Linked DNA regions of Homo sapiens: region 1 is linked to region 2. A link is an interaction called in ENCODE POLR2A ChIA-PET data of the cell type or tissue named here. Cell type or tissue: MCF 10A. All regions are shown on one strand. Each heading gives the region's core, and the rest is flanking DNA. Links, peaks and the distances in the headings are about the cores only.

Evidence for each region. ChIA-PET counts read pairs that join two places held together with the same protein. Peaks named below come from ENCODE experiments on the same cell type or tissue, not always from the same donor. Only the 100,000 strongest peaks of a DNase experiment are listed, where the experiment ranks them.
Region 1: POLR2A ChIA-PET joins it to region 2 with 21 read pairs; 2 of 35 experiments call an interaction of 5 or more read pairs at or near these places.

The regions. Positions count from the first base shown.
Region 1 is chr20:40,501,860-40,511,444 of GRCh38, reverse strand. No RefSeq gene overlaps it. Among named protein-coding and RNA genes, the nearest start is that of MAFB, 180 kb to the left of the region's middle. RefSeq lists enhancers at 4,259-4,770, 4,771-5,282. In MCF 10A, for the core only: no CTCF peak of the experiment used is centred there; a DNase peak (open chromatin) is centred at 4,694.
Region 2 is chr20:40,558,704-40,568,288 of GRCh38, reverse strand. No RefSeq gene overlaps it. Among named protein-coding and RNA genes, the nearest start is that of MAFB, 130 kb to the left of the region's middle. In MCF 10A, for the core only: no CTCF peak of the experiment used is centred there; DNase peaks (open chromatin) are centred at 3,048 and 4,818.

The DNA.
Region 1 (9,585 bases), core at 439-8,438, 57 kb after region 2:
GGCGGCAGGGCCCCTCCACAGGGCGTGCTGTCGGGAATAAGCTCTGGGTGAGGAGAAACTTGGCCTAACAGGACAGGGAGGCTCACACCCTGGGCCAAGAGGGAGGCGATCTCGCCTGATTCCTTTAAGATCCTGGGATGTCAATCTGAGAAAAAGCAGGTTTCAGGCTGAAAAAGTTTGGAACAGACCTGGTTAATTATGCATTTTTTATTGCAAAACTTCTCAGAATCTTTGATATTCTGATGTGTCAATCCAAGAAGGGAAGCAGGGGCGCGCAGATTCAAGCTTGTTTGACAGTGGAGCATTTGGCTCAGCATTTTTTGGGGCTGCTGTTCTACAGGAGGCACAAAAAGATGCTGCTTTCAGTGTGCTCTCCCTGCAGGCGCCAGAACGCAGACTCATGATGGCAGGGACTACCCCTGCTTTGTTGATATCTCTATAGTCTAGTACATGAGAAGTGGCCAGTGAAAGTTGGGTAAATAAATCAGTGAGTGAATGAATGTAGGACATTCACAGAATCCCTCGCTCTCTTCCTTTCCTCCTCCCTCCCTCCCTTCCTCTTTCCCTTCCTTCCTCCTTCTTTCCTCCCTGCTTCTCCTCTCTTCCTCCCTTCCTTCCCTTTCTCTTCCTTTCTTCTTTCCTCCCTTCCTTTCTCCTCCCTCCCTCCTTCTCTCCCTCCCTCCCTTTCTCCCTCCTTCTCTTTTCCCTTCCTCCTTTCTTTTTTTCTTTCCTCCAAGTATTTCTTACGGTAGTCACTGTGCTAGATCCTAGGGACACAATATAGAAACAGAACAAGACGGGGAATGGTGGCTCACACCTGCAATTCTAGCACTTCGGGAGGCTGAGGTGAGAGGATTGCTTGAGGCCAGGAGTTTGAGACAAGCCTGGGCAATATGGAGAAAACCCACCTCTACAAAAAAATACAAAAAATTAGATGGATGTGGTAGTGGGTTCTTGTGGTCCCAGCTACATGGGAGGCTGAGGTGGGAAGATCGCCTGAGCTTGGGAGGCCAAGGCTGCAGTGAGCAGTGATCATGCCACTACATTCCTGCTGGGTGACAGAGTGAGACCCTGTCAAAATAAAATAAAATAAGAACAGTTCTGTTGTATGGTAATTCATTAATTACAATTTTTGACTTCAGGAGACTAACTGCTTTTGCTCCCTTAACTGGAGAAGGGTGAAAGGCTGAGAGCTGTCCAGACGACCCTGCCGAGGGCTAGAGAGCAGACACCTCCTGACCCATAGCAGGTTGGCTGCTTGTTTGTCAAGATCAGACTGCAGGCTACTTCTTGCTCCCCTGGAATATCCCTTAGCACCTCTTTGTCGAGAAGGCCTCCTATTACCCAGACCTGGCAAAGCAGGCCACCAGCCCTCTAGCTCCCTTTCCTTGCTGCTGCTAAGGCCAAGACACTGGCCTGGCAGCTTTGGGAGGGCAGGGGCCATGTCTGCCTTGCCCACCAGGGAATCTCTAGTACCTGTCGGGGACCTGGCATTAGTGAATACTTGACAAATGATGAAGTCCAGAAACAATGCTGATTTAAGGCATAGGTCCACATCCATGGGTAAGAAAGAAACAAAAGGAGCAGTGTATGAAGTTCTGGGGTGTTCCTGACTTCTTGATCATGGTCCCAGCTCTGAAACTACATATGTGCCCCTTGCAAAGGCTGCAGAATGTTCCCCCAGCCTCCCTTACTGATTCCTGAAGCTGGAGCTCAGGAAATACCCCTCCATCTCCTCTTATGACCAACTTTTCTTCCAGGGATCTGGAAATACCATTTCTCATCCCATGTTGGCCCTTAGCATCTGCATCTGGTGGCTACTGGTTGGTTCCATCAGATGCTAGAGCTGAACTCACCTCCTAGATTCAAGGCAAAGATCTGAATACATGGGGAGTGTTAACATTGTATTATCATAAGCATGGAAACCTGCTTCAGATCACAGTATGGTGATGATGAGAAGGGGGTGTCTCTGGGGCTTCCTCCAGCATTGAACACCCACAATAGGTAGCTGACTGGGCTAGGGCCTGTGCTCATGCCTTACACAATCCTGCAAGACAGGGGCTGCTGCTCCATTTTACAGATGAGGAAACAGTCTCAGTGGACAAAAGTGACATGTCAGAATCCAAGTGGCTGAATGGGCTTTGAAATCAGGCATGGCTGATTCTGAAGCCCCAGTGACTTTCAGACAGCCGCCTTGTCTCCTGAAGGTATGAACTTTTCAAGGCTGTCTCCTCAGCTCTGATGACAAAGGGAAAGCCTCAGGGAGAGATGTGAGGAGTGAGACCACAAGGTCACAGGGTAAGGGAAGAGGAGTAAAGCTACTCCTTCATTTATTCATCCATTAAGATAATACTGAGATCTACTCTGGGCTAAAGGCTGGGGACCCAGTAGAAAGAAATATAGCCTGTAGACTCAGAAGGTGAGTCACATATTTTTTAAGTATGATAAGTCTTCATTTAACATTGTTGATAAGTTCTCAGAAACTGTGACTTTAAGTCAAAGAATGTGCTATATAACAAAATCATTTTCCCATAAGCTAATTGATATAAACAAGAAGTAAGTTCCTATGGCATGCAGTAGGTCATTTTGCTTAATGTCACAGTTTCTGAGGGCCTATTGATGATGTTAAGTGAGAATTTGCTGTATTCCACACATAAATGTAAATGGAACCTGTGAACAGTGCTCTGAAGGAGAAGTGTGAGATGATAAGAGACATAATGAGAGGGCTCTGGTTTGTTCAAGGAGGATAAGGTGGCTTCCCTGCAGAGGGAATGTTTCATCTGGGATCTCAAAAATGAGTAGGGGCTGGGGACAGTGGCTTGCACCTCTAATCCCAGCTACTTGGGAGGCTGAGGCAGGAAGATCGCTTAAGGCCAGAAGTTTGAGACCAGCCTGGGAAACATAGCAAGAACACTCCCTCTTAAAAGAATGAGTAGGAGTTAGCAAGATGTGAGAGTGTGGAGAGGCAGGAGCAAGAAATAGTCCAGAGAGCACCAAAAGCATATGCAAAGGCCCTGGGCCGAAGAGATCCTGGGTCTGTCCGGAGAACAGTGAAAAAAGTCTGGGTGGTGTCTTGAAGTTGGAGCACAATTAGCTACTGAAATATTTTAAGCACAGGAGGGGACATAATCATGTTTGAATTTGGAAACTATCCTTCTGGCTCCTACACAAGGGGGTATGCTTCATTGTAACTGCTGAGAGTAAGCCTGGCAAGAAGGGACTGGGAGCTGAATCTCGGCAAGTCAATTCCTTTTGAGAGGCCTCAATTTCTCCATCTCTATAGTGAGTTTGTAGTCAATGGTGGATACTTTCCATCTAGTTTAAATGCTCTGTGGCACTTCCTTACTCTCTATGCTGTCCCTCAACAGGACTTTCAGTCCTGGGGAGAAGAAATTCTTTGTATTTCTCAGTCTTCCTCTTGACCATTTTACCATGAACTCTTGGAAAGTGAATTCCCATGTGCACACGGATGCATATTTGTAGATACTTAGGAAGAGAATAGGAACTGTTTTCTTGGGAGGGCCATGCAATGGTATCTATTGAACCCAAACATGTGCAGCTATGATTTAGAGATTCTACTCCTTGGTGTCAACCTTCAAAAAATACCTGCATGTGGGCAAAGAAGGATTATAGGAAAATATTCATCGTAGTATTGCTTGTGAATAGAGAAAAAAATGGAGACAACTTTAAAGTCACTACCTGACAACAATTAAAAGGTATGGCACATTTATAGTATTAGATACTAAGCAGCCATTAAAAGAAATTGTGGCTCCTCTGTGTAACAATGTGGAAAATCTCTGAGACATTCTGATGTGTGAAAAAACAAGTTACGGAAACATACATACAAGTTATGCAAACATACATACATACAGTTGGGAAAATAAGTATAGAAATGTCCCCCACACCTAGCCTTTCTTATGAGAGTATGAGACTGAGGCTCAGAGACTGAAATGATTATTTAATCACATAGCTAGCAAAAAGAAGCAGGATTCAAAACCAGGTCTATTTGAGTCCAAAACTTACCTTCTGTAGTTACTCGTAAGTCCTGTCAACCTGCGGGCACACACTCTCAGCGAGACCCGGCTCTCAGCACTCCTGTTTCTCTATATGTAATCTGTACATATATGTAATCTATACACACCACACAAAGAATAGAGATTGAAGGAGAAACACTTAACTGATAATAGTGGTTGTCTCTGGATGGGATTGGAGATGACAGCGTCAAGGAGGACTCCTGCCTTCTTAGTAATATTCTAATATTTCTAAAAGGAGGAATGTTAGTTTCTTGTGTAAACTAACATTAATTAAAAAATAAGACAGAGCCCTTGAAGACACTCAGGAAAATATTAACCATATTTACAACTGCAGAGGCCATGTGGTAGGGCCTGAGGGGTGGTTTCCCATTTCTATATTTCTATATTTGATAGTCTTTACACTTTTTTCATAATGAGAATATATTTATATAGTCATGGTGCAATAAAAAAGGGAAAAAAGGAAGTAGTCCTTCCAATTTAGTTCTTCTCCAAATGAGCTCAGCAACGAGAACACTTGGGGGAGCTGAGGCCCAGGGAGCCCATGTGATTGCAAGCAAGCATGCAGTGAGTCAGTGGGCGAGGGAAGAAAAGGCCATCCACAGCGCCCGGCTGCATCACGTGACCCCAGAATGCAGCAAACTGGCTTGTTTTGCAATCCAGGCAGGTCCTTTAACCACAGGCCTGCTGGCTGGCCCCATGCGGCTGGGGGAGAAGGTGCCAACCCTCTTCCCTCGAATGAGTCATGCCTCTTCCCGCAATAGCTGGGGGGGGATGTGGAGAAGTTGGTCTCCGGGGCAGAGGCACAGCTACTGCTCATAGGCCCTGCCAGGCTGGGCACCCTGAAGGTTGAAGGGCCCCAGGGGCCTTTGGGGATGTCCCTAGATGGGGGCTGTAGATGAACATAATCATGGACATCTCTTGTAGGCCATTGCAGTCAGTGCCCACATGTGTTGATTATAAGGAGGTGGGGTTTTGGGGACCTTCTATTGCACACTGATGTATATTATGTCCAGGATACTGGGCCCATGTGTCCTATTACCTGTGAGACAGGGCTGACTGTCCCCATTTCACAGATGATAAAACTGAGCCTCAATGGAGGTAAGTAACTTGTCCACATTCTGAGGTCCAAGCTAGTAAGTGGTATAAATGGGGTGCAAAACCAAGTGTAGCTAAATCCAAGACCAGGTGATTTTCACTGCACTCTGGTTGCTTCCTTTGGGCAGAAAATATGTGCTCCCAGCTGTGTGTCCTTGGAGGCCACTTCTCATGGGACACGCTCTCAGGTTTGCTTATAGAAGCAGAAGATGAGGCACAAGAAAAGTGGGAGGTCCTTAGGGATGGCAGCACAGTGATTCTCTGCCAGGTACCAGCCTGAGCACATCACTGCCATATGCTCTTCAGTCTCCACAACAACTGGTGAAACAATCGTGCCTGTTTTGCAGATGGGCAAACTGAGGCTCAGAGACTGAAATGATTATCTAATCACATAGCTAGCAAGAAGAAGCAGGATTCAAAACCAGGTCTATTCGAGTCCAAAACTTACCTTCTGTAGTTACTCGTAAGTCCTGCCAACCTGCGGGCACACATTCTTGGCGAGACCCGGCTCTCAGCCCTCCTTTCTCTCTTCAGCCCAACTCTTGTCCATGAGGCAAATTCTCATTCATGCTTCAGTACTCCATGGGACATGGCCTTCTCCATGAAGCCTTCCTCAGCTCCTCAGTGAGGGATTCTCACCTCTGTCCTCATGGCTTCCTGACCTCAAAGACCTGTAATGACATAGGTCACATGGCTTTGTGGCTCTCCCTACTTATCTATTCAGGAGACTGGTGATCACATGTAGGGTAGAGACAGTATCATGTTTTTCAATTTTTTAACCCCTTTGATTTTTTTTTTTATTTATTCAGAAGCTAATGCAGTGGTTACATCATAGCTTTATGGATCCACAGATCTGGGTTTGAATCTTCACTAGGCTGGGTGATGTTGGGGCAATTACTTTACTTATTTCAGCTCCATCTGTAAAATGGAAATTCTAATGTCTACATCTCAGTGACCTTGTAAAGATTAAGTGAAATATATATGTAAAGTGCTTAGCACAGTGCCTGAGGCACAGAGTGCATAAATATTATGACCCACTGGCTTAGTCCTGTGGTATATCAAGACTTGACTGGGGAAAGTGTGGCTGTCCTTGTTAATGAGGCTGCCCCTACTCCATTGCAAGGACTTGATTTGAAGCTTTGAGTACTGCCCACAGTTTATAACTTTACCCCCTGAATATATCATTCTTTATTCTTCAGAGGTGGCCATGGATGGTGACTTACACCCTAAATTTACAGATGCAGATAGGAATGGGATGGGCTGAGCAAATCTCTAAACAAAAATTCACATATGAAATTATGTAAAAATTAAACAAACATTTTCAAAAATGTTAATTCTTAGTTCTAACCAAGGAGATTAAAATGATTTACGTTAATCATTTAAGAAAAAAATGTTATTAATGACCAATGCTGGTGAGGTTGGAATGAAAATCATGCATGCACTGCTTGTGACCATCCAAATTCTTACAAGCTTTTGGGACAATATGAGAACATATTGTCACACCCTGATATTCAAGGTGTGAAAATGATCTTGAGGAAAGGACTAGCTATAAGCAAAAGATGTGTGTTACATCAATATCTAGAACAGCAAAACCCTAGATAATTCTCAAAGGCCCATTTACAAGGGTGTGGTAAATGAAATCATGGTGCACCAATGTAATCATCAGCAGTGTTGATGACAAAGATCTCATGGAAACATACAAGATGTTTATTATACATTACCTAGAAAGCAGAATATTAACTGGAATTTATGAATGTAACTATGTTAAATTTATGCAAGAACAAATATGGGCAAGAAGAGAAAGGTCAGAGGCGAAATGAAAGGGTTGAGATGGGTGGCAGGCTGTGGATCGCCTCCAGTGCTATTTGGACTGAGTCACCCTGTAAGTGACCTGAAGAGGTCCCCTGACTTTGGGATTTCATGGCCAGCATCCTTTTCACCAGGCAGTCCAGACTCTCTGCATCTCCTGCATTCAGGCCTCACCACTGATTCCTCAAATACATTTTCCAAAGATAGAAATGCATATAATTGCCTTTTGTCTGGCTTCAGAAAGCCAAATGGCCTTTACTAGGGATTTTTGGGAGGCCAAAGCACTCTGATCTTGACTGGAAGGTTCCCCATGAGTGCTCTTCAGCATTGATCAGCAGGAGCTGATCTCGCTCAATGGCTCCTAAGAGCTCTTTTCATAGAAACAAAGAGCTTTCATGATGGGGAAGCCATCTTAGGCCTAATGAGGCTGGTGGGAACCTCGTTAGTTAAGTTAGGAAATTTGGCTGCCCAAGAAATATATGTGGGAATCATGCACTTTGGCCTACAGGGTCATTTTCAACTTTAGACAAGGCAATATCATGGATGGAACCATTCATGTCTGAAAGGAACTGCAGAGGGGCCTCTGCAGGTAGAAAATTCCCAGCTCTCCAGCCACCCCACAGTCTCCCCAGAATCTTCTTTAGCTCCATCCACAGATGCAGGCTCCTGTCCTATGCTTCCATCACAGATAGCCCCGCCTTTGCCCAGCTGCTGAGAACAGGCGTGCACTGCCAGTCAACACCCAACCCTGCCACCAAATCGCACTATTACAACCTGAGTAACCTGAGTAGGCAAAGAGAAGTGCTTTGGCTCAGTAATGATTTTACCTTTACTATTGTTCATTTGTTCATTCACTCATCTGTTCTTCAGTTATGAAGCACCACCTGCTCTATGTCAGACACAGACACTGTTCTAGATCATGGGGATATGCCAGGACCATGGTGGCCCCAAGTGAATAATAAAAAGCCAAGAAAATAACATATTTACATGAGTTCTATAAAAGAAATCAGTGGGGTGTTCTTTTCTGATGCAGAACAATGGGTAGGGATGAGCAGGGCAGACCTTCCTTCCATTGGGGTGGCTACTGGGGAACTTTTTGAGGTAGTGTCAGTTCAGCAAAGGCTGGAAAGGGGAGGAAAAGCCAGCTATGCAAGAATCTGGGGGAAGAGCCTTCCAGGCAGAGGGAACAGCTGAGCAGAGTGCAGGCAGGGAGGAACTGGTGTGGTCCAGCGTGCTAGAAACATGCTTCCCTGTCTCCTTTCACTCCTCTCTTTCTGTCTGTCCCTGCTCTCTTGCTCTCCCTCTTTCCCTCCTTAGTTGATCATTTTTGTCCCCATCCGTATCTTGGTGTCTGATTGACTTACTTCGAGTCTGGCCATGTTTGTCTCTGTCTCTTTTATTTTCTTCCCCTTCCTGACTCTTTCAGTCTCCCTAACTCCGAATAGCTTTTTCCCAGCCTTTGTCTTTTTTTGCACACTCCCACCCCTGCCCTGTGTTTTCTTAGTGCCTCTCACTTTCTCTCTCCCCCTCCCCTTTATCTCTCTCTCTCCACCTGACTTTGGTTCCAGTGCTATGTCCCTCTTTCCGCCCCTTTGCCTGATGTCTCTTCTGTTCCTGGGCAGAGGCCGCTGGGAAGCGCGTCTGATTGATATTGCTACTGACAGTCAAAGCCTTTAAATCATTCCCACAGTGCGTCTCTGGGAGGTGGTAAGCCGGCAGTGTTTTGTCTGTACCCGAGAAAGACAGGGGTTTCTAAACAAATATATACATTCTCAGAAATCCAAGTGATTGTATTTCTCCATTGATCCATGCTGAGTAAGTGTAAAGCTTGCCTGGTGTCTGCAGGGAATCACAGAGTGAGCGGGCTGTGCTGGGTGAGGAAGGAGGAGGGGGCTGAAACTGGCCCAATGGGGCCCAGGCTCCAAGGACCTGAACAAAGTGGCTTACTTGTAGAAGGGAAAGGGATTACTTCCTGTTGGGAGAATCAGAGAAAGCTTTATGATGCTTGAGCATCATCTCTTTTGTGAAACCCTTCCTGACCACCTCTCTCATCCCTAAAGAGAAGTGACAGCTCCCCTCACATGTGAGCTCCACTGTGTATGGATGTCTGGCTCAGCACCTAGAACTCTTTTTTATTTTTATTTTACTTTAAGTTGTGGGATACATGTGCAGAATGTGCTGGTTTGTTACATAGGTATAAATGTGCCATGGTGGTTTGCTGCACCCATCAACGTGTCATCTAGGTTTTAAGCCCAGTATGCATTAGGTATTTGTCTTAATGCTGTCCCTCCCCTTGTCCCCAACCCCCTGACAAGCCCTGGTGTGTGATGTTCCTCTCCCTGTGCCCATGTGTTCTCATTGTTCAACTCCCACTTACGAGTGAGAACGTGCAGTGTTTGGTTTTCTGTTCCTCTGTTAGTTTGCTGAGGATGATGGTTTCCAGCTTCATCCGTGTCCCTGCAAAAGACATGAACTCATTCTTTTTCTAATGGCTGCATAATATTCCATGGTATATATGTGCCTCATTTTCTTCATCCAGTCTCTCAATGATGTGCATTTGGGTTGGTTCCAAGTCTTTGCTATTGTAAACAGAGCACCTAGAACTCTTTAGGGTCATTATTTGTTCATAGGTTTTTCTTCTTTAGGG
Region 2 (9,585 bases), core at 650-8,649:
TCTCCTGTTAGGACAGCAGGCTTCCAGGCTGGAGGGGCTGGCAGAAGGTCGGACACACGTTGGAGAGCTGATGAGTACAGGCTTGCTGAGCTTGCTTTTCTCCAGGTCCTTGGCCACCCCTACGTAGGGAGTGCAGCTGGCCTGGGTGTCAGGAATTGTTGGGATCCCAGATATACCAGAGCAGATTGGGCAAACCTTTGAACCTAGGTGGCCTGCTCAGCCCTCCATGCAAAGCCTCATGTGGAGGGCTGGGATAGAGAACTCTGCTGGCTTTGGATGTGTCTGAGAGCCCCACCTGCCAGGGGGCCAACTGTGCTGTAGGGAGGGGATAAAGCCCTAACAGGGGCTACCCCTGGGAGCCCAAGAGCCTTCAGCAATGATTCCAGATTCATATCCCTTACCACTTTCTGGCTTCTCCAGCCTGGAACCTCTGGGCCTGTTCTGCTCCCACCCCTGTCATAAGCACCCCAACAAGACTTGTGGCATTCAACATGGGTCACTCAAGATGAGTGTTCCCTCTTCAGTCCACAGGAGGCATGCCCAACCCTATTGACCTCATTTGCCCATGCATTCATGCATTTATGCCTTCATTCAACAAATAGTTATTGGATTCCTATTGTAGGTTAGGTATTGTGCTGGTTTCTAAGAACACAGCTGAGAAAAAAAGAGTCATAGCTTCTACCCTCAAGGAACCCACATTCTAGAAGGCTCTCATAAAAAGAGTAAAGCAAGGATGAAAAATAATTACATTTTAAGAAGTGCACACAGGTGATATAAGTTGGTGATATGAATTGGCGCTGATTCATATTAGCTCATGAGAGCCAATTGTTAAATTTTCAGGGGTTTTTGTGAGCTAGTAGTTAAACACAGCCATTATAAACATTAAATTATATAAATAATATGTATTTTAATAAATAATATATAATATAATAAATAAATAATATATAATATAATAAATCATATAAATTATATAAAAATCAAAATGAAAAATGAAATGCATGACTCAATTATTTTACTTCTATTGTATCTATACGATGAAAATAATATATAATAGTTTGTGCATTGTTGTACTTCTTTGCCTAAAACCATATTCAGTGACCACATGTTGCTAGCTTGATATTGACCATGATGGGAATATTTACATTATGAAAATTAGGAGACACAACAAATGAGGGCTTTTGTTTTTCTTTGAGAACGATTTGTTAACATTTACTAGCACGTTCCTGGGATATGGGAGAGAATACAGGGGGATTTGACCTCAGGTAGATTCATTTATCGGGGAGATCTCACTAAGGGGGGGGATAGTTTTCTGAGACCTGAGGTTGAGAAGGAGTTGACCATTGTAACCATGTGTTGCAGAGTTTCATGCAAAGTCTCTGGAGCATGGTAGTTTCTGGGAATGGAAAGGGGACCAGTATGGCTGTTCATCAGTACCTGTAGCTATGACATTATGAGCAAGGGGGAGGGAGGAGGGAGATGGGGTTGGAAAAGCAGGCAGGGGCCAGGGCTTAAATTGACTTGTAAGCCATGGGAAGGAGTCTGAAGTTTATTTCAAGCCATGGGAGGGGTGCACAGCTGTGAGAGGGCAGCACAGCCTGACTCCCACCTCCAGTGCACTCCACATCTTTCCTCATCCTGCCCCACAGCTTTCTCCAGAGTTACAGGGGAGGGGATGGCAGGAAGTGAGCCCTCTTGGGGGCAGCCTTCAACCATAAAGCCATGGAGACTAGTGGATAAAGGTCCCAGCTTCCTGTTTTTCAGGTGGAAAATTCTGGGAGGCCTTCTGTACACTTCCTAGAGATCCTGGTACACCCAAGCCCCCTTTGCCTACAGTAAGGATCTCAGTAATATTCCCATATACAGTCTGAGCATCCCAAATCTGAAAATCCAAAATCCAAAATGCTCCAAAATCTGAAACTTTTAAAGCAGAAACATGATGCTCGAAGGAAATGTTCATTGGAGTATTTCAGTACTCATTGGAGTACTTCCTGGGGTCATCTCCCAAATCAACTACCTGTACCAAAGGCCTTATCGCAGGCTCTGCTCTCCAGGGAACCCAAACTAAGACAGGGTGATGTGAACACTGTGCACACAGAGCTGGCAGATGGGGAATGGGTTGGAGGGGCCATTTCTGCCCACTCAGTTTCCTCTACCCATGCCTGGGTCCCCTGGGTTCTTTCTGCAGGGACCCCTTTATCCCACATCCTGGAATCAGTCTTGACTAGGGACAGCCTAGTTTCTGCCCTTAGGCTTGAGTGGGTCAGCCAGGAGGTGATCAAACCCAGCACCACACTGTAGGGGCCACTTCACAAGCCTGGCTGCATCTGTCAAGACCCTCAGTCCCCTCCCTTTTTGGTTGGTCTGGCTCCTGATGCAGATTATCCCTGGCTCCTCCTGAAGGTGTCCTCATCCTGTCCTCCCACCCAGTTCTGCCAGACTGCTGCCTGGATCTGATGGTTTGTCGAGCCCTCTTGAGCTCTGACAGCCCCACAAGGTGGCTTAGCTGTTCCCCAGCCCTGGTCATGTGCCTAAATTAGGCTACAGTCAGTATATCCCACAGATCCCTGCCATGCAGAACTGATCTCACCTGTCCCAACCTGGGCCAAATAGGACACCAGTGTGGCCTCTTCCTCAGTTTCCCCAGTTCAGCATGGGTTAGCAACAACCATGCACTCACTCAGCAGCCCAGGCTTCAAGAAACACTGCTGCTGCAGTGCGACAGTCTGAGACTGAGCCTTCACGGAGGTCAGGTGATCTGTCTCACAGAGCTGGCTTTATACACCCCTGTCTGAATCCTTCCCTACTTGGCAGCCCAAAAGGCCATCTCCTTCTCCTAATGCCCCTCACTTTGCATTCCCCTGCACAGGCTATCCTTCGGGACCCAAATTGGCAAGGCAGCAGACCCTATTCCTTACAGGACGTGTTTCCCTGGCTTTATGACTGGGAAACCTGACCATTCTCCCTCCCTCTCCCCTAGGGACCTGGCTCCCTTCCTCACCATGAGCCCCTCCTGCTGCTCCCTTCTGAAGCTCTCCAGAACATTCTGACTCACCCTCTGACTCATGAGGAGTGTATTTCTGTTCCCATGTCCTGCACCTTAAGGCCCGGAGATCACAGCTGTTACCTCTGTGCATGTGTGTGCCTGTGTGTGCACCTGTGTGTGCATGTGTGTGTGTGTGCCCCTGTGTATGCATGTGTGCATGTGTGTCTGTGTGTTCTTGTGTGTGTGTTTGAGTGTGTGCATGCATGCATGTATGTGCCTGTGTGTGTTTGAGGGGGGCACGTTTTTCTCAGAGAGCTGGAGAGGGCGATTCTCCTATCCCTTCTCTACCTTACGTATACATCCCCTGACCCCTCAGGAGCAGACAGCCACCCTCACAGGCCCCTGGAGATGTGGATGGTGGGGTTGCCACAGAAAGCCTTATGCGAATACAAGTACAAGACAGTACAAGATGATTGTACTATCCAAGGTGCTTTTTAGCAAAGAAAATCCAAGTTGTTGACTCCATCCACTAAACCCTGAGTCTGGAATCTCTACATTGTTGAGCTGGAAGGAACCTAGGGGCTAAAGCTAACTCCTCATTTGTTACTTTGGGCCTAAAGATACCCAGATTAGTAAGAACCATGCCAAAAATTACCCAGCAAGCAAGTGGGCAAGCTGGATTGGTATCATAGTTAATTTATGCCCTAAGCCAATATCAGTCAGCCATTCGTCCTCTCCCCTAGCCACCCTCCACTATCCTGCTAGACCTGTGCCATCCAATATGGTGGCCACCAGTCGCATGTAGTTATCAAGCACTTGAAATGTGGCTAATCCTAATTGACATGTGCTGTCAATGTAAAATATGCATCAAATTTCAAAGGCTTAGTATAAAAAAGAATAGGAAATAGCTCATTAATAATTTTTTATATTGATTACATGTTAAAATAATATTTTGGATATATTGCATCAAATAGAATACATTATTAAAGTTAATTTCACTCATTTATTTTACTTTTAAAAATGTGGCTACTAGAACATTTTTAATTGCATATGTAATTTAAATAGATAATGGTTCATGTTTATGGCTTATATTATATTTTAACAGGAATTGACCAGCCCTTGGGCCAAATCTGGCCCACTGCCTGTTTTTGTAAATAAAGTTTTATTGAAATGCAGCCAGGCTCATTCATTTCCATAGTCTATGGGTGATTTTGCTCTGCAATGGTAGAGTTGTAACAGAGACCCTATGTTCCACAAAGCCTAAAATATTTACTCTATGGTTCTTTATAGAAAAAGTTTGCTGGCCCCTGCACCAGACCATCAATTTCCTGAGAGTAGAGATTCTGAGCTTCACACAGGATAAGTGCTTAATTAATACTAGTTGAATAAATGAATTACTTGATTAATTTTTGGAAGGTAAGTTTGTTGAAATTCCAAGCAGAGGACATAGTGTGTTGTCAAGGCACAGAACCAAGAAACAGCCCTGGGTGTTCTGATAAATGTCTGAGGTGGCCTTAGATACTCACATCAGCCCCCTCCTTGGTCCCTGGCTTCCTGTTTTTTTCCAGGAAATCTCCATTCTGCCTATGCAAACCCCAACAGATCACCAACCAACTCTCAAATCTTCAGTAGCCTGGCCGCTGCCTTTAGGATGAAGGCAAAGGTTGTTAGCAGGGCCTTCCGGCTCCTCCTGCCCCGCCTTGCCCAGCCCTTTAGCCTGGCGCTCTGCCATCTCCTCTCCCCTCCAGCACTCCGGCACTGCTCCTGCAGGCGCCCCACCCATTCTGGTCTTCGTGCCTTTCTTCATACTTTTTCTCTGCAAGTCACATAGCCACCCTTCCAGGCTCAGATCCAATATTTCTTCCTTGAGACACAATGTGGCATTTTGCCAGTTTTGGAGTTTCTTTTAAATGATTGTTCCTATAAGATAAATGATAGGAGGTAGTCGGTTCCCACAGCACTTTGTATCTTTCTTCACTGTAACACTAATAATTGAAAGCAGGAAATCTCACTTTTTATTTGGTATTTGCTGTGTGCCAGACACCACCCTCAGCTCTCTCCATGGATTGCCTTTTAAAATTCTCACCACAGCTTTATGAAATACGTGCTGTTTTGCTCCCATTTAACAGATGAGGAAACAGACTCAGAGATGGCCCTGAAATTCAAATGCAGATTGTTGGATTCGAGAGCCCACAGTCTTAATCTAGGGCCTGTGTTCCTTCCTGAGACTAGGTCCTACTCTCCCACGCCTGGGGTCTCTTCCTTCCAGAGAGGTCCTAGAATCCGCCCTGAATGGGGACAACCTAGGCCCTGCTCTGAGGCCTGCGTGTATCAGCTCATAGGTAAGGCTAACCCAGCATCACAGTGTAGAGACCTCTCCAGAGGCCTCCCTGCAGCTGCTCAGAGAGGCAGTCCCCATCCTTGAAGGTCTAGGGCACACAGTTAAGTATATGTTAACTCTTCCTCATTTTGGGTCTCAACATAAACCATGCTTCCTCATGGAAGTACTCCATGATTGCCCAGAATACGATAGATCCTTGGATATGTGTTCTCACAGTACCCAGCTCTTCTCCTCCCCTAACACTTATTAATTTTTTTTGTACTGACTCTTTTATCGTTGGTTTCCCCCAGTAGACAGTAAGCATCATGAGTGCAGGAACTTTGTTCATTGTTGTATTTCTAGCAATTTTCTCAGTGTCTGCCTGTTACTAGGCACAGTGAACATTTGAGTGAATGAACAAAACTCTACTTGATCTCTTCACCTGGATATCAGCCTCACAAATCCACAGGGAAGCAGAAAAGCATGTGAGGTTCGGTCCCTATCCCATTCCCTCTGCAAGGGACTTAGTGTTGAAGACACTGGTACGTGTTGAAAGGACACAATGGGAGATTGATGATCACAAGGCCGGTAATGTCTGACCTGTGAGCAGAACTTGAGACAGAAAGCAACTTCCTCTGCCTCAGCCAAGGAAACCTACCCTCCTCCCCACACCAACCCCATGTGCCCTCTTGGGCACAGCCTGTGGCTGACAACAGAGCTGAAGGACAGTGGGTAGGTAGGTCCCCTGTCTGGGGACAAGCAGACAGGCCTGTGGCTTGGGCAGTGAGTCAGACAGACTCCCCACCCTGACCCCACCCCCAGAGAGTGAGGGAAGCGAGCTGCTCAGTCACACACAGACAGCTCATGGAGGAGGGACACAGTGGGATTCCAAATCACTGCTAAAGGGTTTCCCCCATTCTTCCTCCTGCTGCTCTAGTGGGTGTGGCTTGAGAATTTCAGTTTTCACCTGTTTCAGGGAAGGCAGTGGCCCAGGTGAGGCCTGCAGCGGTTGGAATTTTTATATTTGCCCTGCACATCCCACAAATATCTCAAGGCTCTGTTGGTGGGTGGGAGGGTTGGTCTGCCCTAGGACCCCTGAGAATCAGGTCTCACGTGCATACCTGGGTCTAGGGTGAACAGCTTATTTTCGCTTGCCTAGGCCTGCCTTGTTTTAAAAACTAAAAATTGGAAGGGCGCAGTGGCTCATGCCTGTAATCCCAGCACTTTAAGGCAGGCAGATCACCTGAGGTCGGGGAATTTGAGACCGGCCTGACCAACATGGAGAAACCCCATCTCTACTAAAAATACAAAATTAGCCGGGCTTGGTGGCACATGCCCGTAATCACAGCTACTCAGGAGGCTGAGGCGGGAGAATCGCTTGAACCTGGGAGGCGGAGGTTGCGGTGAGCTGAGATTGTGTCATTGAACTCCAGCCTGGGCGACAAGAGTGAAACTTCATCTAAAAAAAACCCAAAAAACCTATAAATTCCACTTCCCAGAAACTCCCCAGTCTCAGGCAAAGGAGGCTGGTTGGTCCCCCTTCCTGGGTTCTTTGCACTTCATTGATTGGCTTCAGTACCAGATGCTGTGTCACTAGTTGCTGGCTGGCCACTTCTTCATCATATCAGTGCATGGCCATGGGCTTCTTTTGAGGCTCATGGTTGGGCTTAGGGACAGGCAGCAGCTTGCTTGACCTGTGAACCTGGGCAGACCACCAGGGGCTAGTGTTAACTGTTTGACACCCGGTATAAAGACCACAAGAAGTTCTGCTGAAGTTCTTGCAGATGGTGGGGTGGGAGACGGACCCAGGGCATCTAATCTACCAGGTTGTGATGATGGCCACATAGAGCTGGCCTGAGTTTTGGGACGTATGTCCGTGCAGAGCAGAATAAGCTACATCAGGGGATAGAATAGATATATAATGCAAGACACATATGCCATTTTAAATTTTCTAGTAGTTACAGTTTAAAAAGAAGCAGGTAAAATTACTTTTAATAATAGTCTATCTAACCCACTTATCCCAAATATGATCACTTCAACATCCAATCAATAGAAAAATTTTTAATGAGATCTTTTAAAATGTTTCTCTCTTCATTCTAAGTTTAACATCTGGTATGTATTTCACGGGGTCAGCACATCTCAATTTGGACCAGTCACATTTCAAGTGCGGCTTGGCCACATGTGGCTCTGTATTGGACAGAGCAGAGCTAGGCACTTTTGCAGCAGGGAAAAGGGATCTTTATCCAGACAGGGCTTCCAAGGTCTAAGCAGGTCCATTTTGAGGAGATATTTGGAGTCTACGCAGATGAAGGTAGATCTGCAGATTTCAAAGTCATCAGTTGTGCTGGTGTGATATTGAAGCTGTCTGGGGATACTGTTTGGGGGCTGTAGGTTGTAAGGGGGAAAAGGTGGTTTTATCATAGTTCACCTTTGTGGTACAGCCAGATCAGTAGGAGGAATGCCCGCAAGTGTGGCTGGGGAGGGCTCTTTCTTACTCTTAGACAAAAGGTATTGTCAGCCTACAGTCTTTGCAAGATTTAATCTTAATGGAGCAAGCCTCCAATAGGCCCTAAAGAGGCTCTTGCTAGGAAACCTTGACCATCCTTCCCACCACTCCTTTGTCCCTGGAGGAGCAGTTTGTGGATTGCTTTCTGGGTTTAGTTCCATCTTAGAAGGTAAGAAAAGCTCCATTGATTCTTAAGAATTGTTTTTTCAAATGTAAATGTATTTCTTAGAGCTGTACTTCATTAGTTTTTGAAAACTGCATTTCCTTCTCTCAGAAAAATGGACACTCACAAATATGCATACACTTTAAACTACAATTCTAGGAGGGACCTGAGGTTCCCTGAAGCATTCTTTACACCCTAGATTAAACATTTCCAGTTAAAAAGATACAGAGCTCTAGCTGGACACAGTGGGTGATGGCTGTAATCCCAGCACTTTGGAGAGCCAAAGTGGAAGGATCACTTGAAGCCAGGAGTTCTAGGCCAGTCTGGGCAACAGAGCGAGACCTCATATCTACAAAAAATAAGATAACTAGCTGAGTGTAGTGGCACACACCTCTAATCCCAGCTACTGGGGAGGCTGAGGTGGGAGGATCCCTGGAGCCCAGGAGTTTGAGGATGCAGTGAGCTATGATTGTGTGATTGCACTCCTGCCTGGGCAACAGAGGGAGACTCTGTCTCTAAAAATATAAAAAAATAAGTAAATACAGAGTTCTGAGTTGAGTTTCCAGAGTGTGTAGAGCAAAAAAGATGGGAAAGACAAGTCCAGATGCTGGTGAGCATGTGGAGCCGCCAGAACATCATGGGTGGATTGTGAATGGTTCATCCACTTTAAAAAATGACTTGACAGTTTCTTAAAGAGTTAAATGTGCATCTAGCCTATGACCTAGTAATTCTATTTCTTGATATTTATCTGAGAGAAATGAAAACATATATCCACAAAAAATTATTTACAAAAATATTCATAGCAGCTTTAATCACAATAACCTAAAATTGGAAATGGTTCAAAATATTCATTAACAGGATAATGGGTAAACATTTATGGTCTATTTATACAGTGAGATACAACTCAGCAGTTAAAATAAACAGATTATTGATCTGTTCACAACAACATGAATGAATCTCAAAAATATCCTGCTGAGCACAAAAAGCCAGACACAAGTGTTTATCTGTGTGACTCCACAAATGTGAAGTTCCAGAACAGGCAAAGCTAACTCGTGGTGAGAAATCAGGGCAGTCGTTGCTTCCAGGGAGGAGGAATTGCTGGAAAAGGGCAGAAGAGAACGTTTCTGGGTGTTGGGGACGTTCTATGGGTTTCAGTCAAACTGAAAGACCGGTGTGATTAAAATCTGTGCACATCACTATATGTAAGTTATAACAAAATAGGAAAGAAGCCAGCTAAGGAACTGAATTGTTATCTATGCACGTAAAGACCTGGTACTCATCTAGCCATTCTTGGTGATGGTAGGTAGGTTCCCTGACAGTGGGCCAGCCCCGTTCTTTCAAGTAAAGGTGATGTGTGTCCACTCACATACAAGATTAGGTAAAGACTGGTAGATCCTTGAGGATGGGGACAGGGCCTTATTCATCATGGTGTTCCCAGTGCCCAGTAGGAATGGGCCCTTTACAGGTGCAAAGGAATTATTTGTTGTATAAATGAATAAACAAATGACTGAATTACTCATGGATGGTCTGAACGATGGTCCTGGCACTGGAAGAGAGAGTGGGTCATTGAGTTTTCACACTAGAGAGCACTAAGTAATCAAGTTTTCTCCTCT